Regions from separate parts of the Homo sapiens genome. Here region 1 is linked to region 2. A link is an interaction called in ENCODE POLR2A ChIA-PET data of the cell type or tissue named here. Cell type or tissue: OCI-LY7. All regions are shown on one strand. Links, peaks and the distances in the headings refer to the core of each region. The heading gives the core; the rest is flanking DNA.

The links. ChIA-PET counts read pairs that join two places held together with the same protein. Peaks named below come from ENCODE experiments on the same cell type or tissue, not always from the same donor. Only the 100,000 strongest peaks of a DNase experiment are listed, where the experiment ranks them.
Region 1: POLR2A ChIA-PET joins it to region 2 with 7 read pairs; 2 of 35 experiments call an interaction of 5 or more read pairs at or near these places.

What each region holds. Positions count from the first base shown.
Region 1 is chr12:67,059,891-67,062,814 of GRCh38, reverse strand. It overlaps a transcript of GRIP1 not described here. Among named protein-coding and RNA genes, the nearest start is that of CAND1, 210 kb to the left of the region's middle. In OCI-LY7, for the core only: no CTCF peak of the experiment used is centred there; no DNase peak of the experiment used is centred there.
Region 2 is chr12:66,615,323-66,618,246 of GRCh38, reverse strand. All of the region lies in intron 1 of GRIP1 (glutamate receptor interacting protein 1), which reads left to right. Among named protein-coding and RNA genes, the nearest start is that of GRIP1, 62 kb to the left of the region's middle. In OCI-LY7, for the core only: no CTCF peak of the experiment used is centred there; DNase peaks (open chromatin) are centred at 1,356, 1,676 and 2,806; H3K4me3 peaks cover 2,032 bases; H3K27ac peaks cover 2,500 bases.

The DNA.
Region 1 (2,924 bases), core at 307-2,806, 440 kb before region 2:
CTAGCCCAGCTCTCATGAAAACAAAGAATCTAGTGTAGAGAGAGAAATGTGCCCAAGACCACATTTTATACACTTAGCAAATGTTTATTGAGTACCAACTGCCAAAGTGCCATGATGGGATGAGAAAATAATGGTTTCCATTTTAAAGGAGATTATTAAGTATAGTTGTAGAGTCATGGGCTATGACAGATAACTCTAGGACAGCTTCTCTACTCTTGTACAGATTAATGCGGAGGGAGCAGAGAAGAGGGGTTGATTGTGCTGGGGGTGGGTGGGAAGAAAGAAGTTTCTGAAGACAGCTGTCAGAGGAGGTGGCATAGAGGAAGTGTTAAAAGACTTGAAGGAAGGGGAGGAGATTAGAGAGTTGGGAGGGGATAGAAGGAAAGGAATTTCAGGCAAGGAGCATGGTATGTTCCAAAGCATTGTGAAATGAGACATTCTGGGAACCATGACTGGTTTCTTAAAGGGGATGGAGTGTAGAGTATGAACATACTTATGAGCATAGAATATAAATATTCATTTCCCCTATGGGATGAGGAATGGAGCTGGATGGGAGCATTAGACTAGAAAGGGCCAGATTGGAAAGGGCTTCGTATGCCAGGTTAAAGAGTTTGATTGCATCTGGCAGGCGATAAAGAATTGATAGGCTTCCAACAGAGGAGTGTCAGGATCAGATTTTTGTCTTAGAAAGCTCATCTTGGCAGCAGGGAGGAAACATTTGAAAAGGGAGGGACTTGGAAGGGAGTGAAGCAGGTGGGAGGCTACTGCTCTGTTTCAGGCCGTGCAGCTACTCAGGAGATGGACTTGGTGACCAGGTAAATGTCGGAAACATGAAGAGTGTAGATCTCTGGTTCAAGTACTGATTAGAATCAGAATTGTATATTGAGACCCAGTATCTTGATACAGAGCCTGGTGTTTTTTCTATCACATATTGCCTTTTTTATTGCCTCACTCCACCGGTCAATGTAGGGGAAAAAGTAAACATAATGTGGTAGAATAATATAAAAATAAGGAACCACCAAAGTGATGGACTACCAGACTGTGCCATGATGATAGCTTATTGTACAATAGCTTTCTTCTTTTATTTATATACAATTTATATTACCTATTCTTAAAGGAAAAATAATTATTCTGTACATTTATCTCCTAAAACTAATTTAGAATTTTACATGAGTTTTTAAGCTGAAAGAGAGGGAATGGTTGTACTGTATTTATTTTTTAGATTTATCTTCCCTGGTAATGCAATTGGGTAGGGTTTTAAGTTTATTATTTTCTGAAAACAACTAAGTACTCTGTGAATAAAGTTTTAATATACTTCTTGTACTATACTCAAAATCAGAAAGCTGGAGTTTAAGTCTTCTGTCTCTTAGCCATTTTCCCTGGCTATTTGGCCTAGGTATAGACCGACCATCTTGACTGTGGCTTTCTCATCTGTAAAGTAAGGATGATTCTTGGCATACTGACCTTTGGGGTTTATACTTAGAGGTGAAAGCTATTAATGTAACGTTACTATATCACAAAGGCCAGAAATTGTGAAAGACAGAGGGTCTTCAGGTACATTTGCCTATTAGCAGGCCATCTCTGGATGGAGGCATTATTTGGATAACTTGTGTTTCATAAATTGGAAATTTTTATTAAAAAATTTCAATCCGTAGTCTTCCAAAATGAAGTTCAAACATGAGGTTCCCCTTTGGACTCCCATTTGTAACAAAATAACTCAAGTAATGCAACAAAGTTACAATGCATACAATGTTGCAGTTATCCAAGGCAGCCTCATTTCTGGCTGCAGCTGGAAAAGTCCAGCTCAAATACTGAGTGGGCTCTGCCACTCCCTGGTGTTACTTATCTGCTTCTTTCAGTCCAGGCTTCTGACAACCCAATATCCAAAAGATCATTATTCTCAATTAAAATGATGTTTGGAACCTTTTGAAGGGAGAAAAAATTCTTGCAGCTCTCCACTGCCAACACATTTTTTTTTTTTTTTTTTTTTGAGACGGAGTTTCGTTCTTGTTGCCCAGGCTGGAGTGCAATGGTGCGGTTCCCGGCTCACTGCAACCTCCACCTCCTGGGTTCAAGAAGTTCTCCTGCCTCAGCCTCCTCAGTAGCTGGGATTACGGGTGTGCACCACCACACCTGACTAATTTTTTTGTATTTTTAATACAGATGGGGTTTCACCATGTTGTCCAGGCTGGTCTCGAACTCCTGACCTCAGGTGATCTGCCTGCCTTGGCTTCCCAAAGTGCTGGGATTACAGATGTGAGCCACTACACCCGGCCAACATCATTTGTTTTTATTATACTACTTAAATATGTACTAACATATAACTACATGTAAACTGCTGATGCTTATAGCTCTCGTACAACCACAAAGCCAAAACAGATTTTACAAAAGAAAAACAAAACTACCCCCAAAATCAGTTATATGCAAATTAACAACATTGATTTCATATGATTTGATATTATTTGCCTGAAACTAAATTCCCTCTTGCAGTGTGAATATGGTACTTGCTGCTGTGGAAAGTAATAACACCACTTTTTTCTAGTCAAACTCTTAGGGAATCTTGGTTTGACAGTCTGATATCACTTTGTCTTTCCTAGGCATGAACACATCATTTACATGGGAAGTCCTCTCTTCTTATTGGTCTATTATAAACCATTTTGATCTTAAATACAAAACCCAGTATTAGCACTGAAAGTGGTGGCGGTATTAGGTTACATGCAGATCTACATTTGTTCTTCTTACACTCTTTGTAATGAAGAGCTGTTTTTTTTCCTGTCACAGGCATGGGGTTCCATAGCACCATGCTCAGGGTGAAACTCACTACCTAAGTTTGACTGCATCTGTTCTTGTCCTCTTCAATGAGATAAACTCGCTAGTCACAGACTTGGATGTGGCAATGTGAAATTGCTATAGTATTTCTAAAC
Region 2 (2,924 bases), core at 323-2,822:
GAAAATATATCTTGGAGATCTTTGCATGTTGGCACAACAGGTGCCTGTCACTACACCTACTGATTTCTTGTTGTTGTACTACTCTATTTAGCCAATTCTTTATTTAGAAACATTTGAGTTGTTTCCAGTCTGTTTGAAGTTTTGAGCTATTTCAAATATTGTGTTATTATGAAATTGCTATAACGAATATATTTATTATGTACATGGGAAGACATATCTGTAAGATAAATCACAGTAGTAGAATTCTGGGTCAAATGGTATATGCATGTATAATGTTGATAAATACTGCCAAGTTGTCCTCTTTAAAGGTTATATCAGATCATATTCCCACCTGAAATGTATGAGAGTAAGTTTCCCCACAGCCTGAAAAGCATGTATGTTGATCAACTTGCAAGTTTTTGCTAATCTAAGAAGTGAAAAAGATTATATTTCCTGTGGCTTTAATATGCATTTCTTATGAGTGAAGTTGAACATCTTTTCTTTCATGAGCCAGTAGTATTTCTTTTTCTGTGAATTTCTGTTAATAACATAAGCCCATTTTATAATGTTTTTTGGTTATGATGTGTTAAAATCAAGAATAAGTTAATATCCCAGATTTGGAATATCTTAAAAACTGAGCTCTAATCAAAGCCAGTCTCTCTGTGGCCAGACTCTTGGAATATGTCCACTGTGGGTAGTAAAGTGGGATATTCAGATCATCCCTGGAACTTCCACTTTCTTTGGAAAGTGGTTCTAATTAATATTGAGAGAAATAAAGAGAGAATGTGATGAAGCATTCATATTGCTAAATTAGTTCATGTGGTGATTCAAGTTCGCTGATATCATTAGCTTTGATTAAACATCATTCTTGTAAAAACAATTAAGAACTAAAGCCTATTAGATGGATAATGTCACTAAAGAAGACTAATAAGACCACCATTGCAGTAACTTGCAAGCATCTTTTTTTTTTTTTTTTTTTTTCTTGTTGGCTGTGTGGAGGAAACAGGCAGACCTGAGATGGATTCTTTTTGAATAATTAAAGCAAAGTTGTCTCTTGGTCCCAACACAGAGGTTATTTTCTGAAATGGAAAGGGACCTACAGTTATAACTCTCTTCACCTCCCCCATCTACACACGTGCAGACACACACACACACACACACACACACACACACACACACACAAAACGTCTGTTGCTTGTCAAGTTGCTCCCTAACTCTTAGGGAAACAACCTTTGTTTCCTTTCTCCTGTGCCTTCCCTCTCAGGAACAGATAGACCTTTCAGAGCATGCATCTGCACGCCCGAGGCCCTTGTGATTTATTCTAGTAGATGGGTATTTTGATTTGGTTTCCGTTCACATCTGGAAGATGCATGTCAGGATTTGGCTGTGGTCACAGCAGGTGGTCCTTGTTCTGGGCTAAGCCACAGTCACTGTGAATCTCAAACAGCTACTTGGTTTTCCCTGAGGAACAGAGAGGCAGTGCTCAGAGAAGATGAAGGAGGTCCCATCAGTTATCAGTTGGTTTTGCTTAGGTTGGCTTTAAAGTTCTGAGACTGAGAAGGTTCTGTCCCTCCCTCACCTTTTGTATACTTAGTTTTTGCTGGCTTTTGGAGGCTAAGATCTCCCCATCCCCCACCATCCTCTCCCCACACTGCTTGCTTGCAGCTGGATGGAGGTAAAAAACAAAAACAAAGAGATACATAAGGCCTGTCATGAGTGTTGAGGGCCACTTGACCAGGTCTCCCCTTCAAAAGCCTCAAACTTAGACTGTTACCATTATTTGCATGCACATGTCACAGAGACTCACAGAAGTATGAGGAGTACAATTGTATAATATGTGTTCCTGCAGTAGATCACAGAGGCTCTAGTGCACTAAGACTAAGCATTTTTTAAACAGCCTATAATTATAAAATACTGTTTTTGGGGTTAACATGTTAATTTGTTAAATACAAATGTTTTAGTTATTTTGTCATTTTAGTAACACCATTTCAGTATTTTTTTATTTAAAAAAAAGAATACCAAGAATCCCAAAAATTTATTGTGGCCCAGGCCTCTCTTGATTTTCAGGAATGCCCTAGGTACTCAAGGGGGCTGCATTATGTACATCATTATATCCCTTAGTTAAAGCCATTCAGATAATAAGACACAGCTATACAGATTCTCTGGAAGTGATATTTAGGGATGTTTATGAAGAGAAACTGTAAGCATCAGTTAAAACTTTCCTGAATATATTTTTAAGAGATATGTATCATTTAATTGTCCCCAAAAAGGCCTTCTACGTTTGAATGCAGGCATCGTGGTTAATTCAAAGTTTGCCATTTAAGGCCAGATGCAGTGGCTCATGCCTGTAATCCCAGCACTTTGGGAGGCTGAGGCGGGTGGATCACCTGAGGTAAGGAGTTCGAGACCAACCTGGCCAACATGGTGAAACCCTGCCTCTACTAAAAATACAAAAATTAGCTGGGCATGATGGTGGATACCTGTAATCCCAGCTACTCGGGAGGCTGAGGCAGGAGAATCGCTTGAACCCAGGAGGCGAAAGTTGCAATGAACTGAGATCACACCACTGCATACTCCAGTGTGGGTGACAAGAGTGAAACTCCGTTTCAAAAATTAAAAATAAAATTTTTTTAAAAGTTTGCCATTTATTAGGAACACTAGTGTATTCATTTAAGGTAGATGAAATTTATGATTCAAAGTCCTATTTTTACTTGCTATGTAGAGTGGATATACACTTTGGTGCTGAAATGGAGTTACTTTGTACTGTATAATCAGTGAGTTCTAACAGCCACCCAGGTATAATATACGATAAGGAGCAGCCAGCTCTACTTGAAGCTGCAGTGGGGATCTGGTCAGCCTGACTCCACCTCTCTCTTGCTTTGTGAACTGCTAGTGGCTCCCCTCCTCTGAGCGTCAGAACATTGTAAAAAAGAGGGTTGCACTAT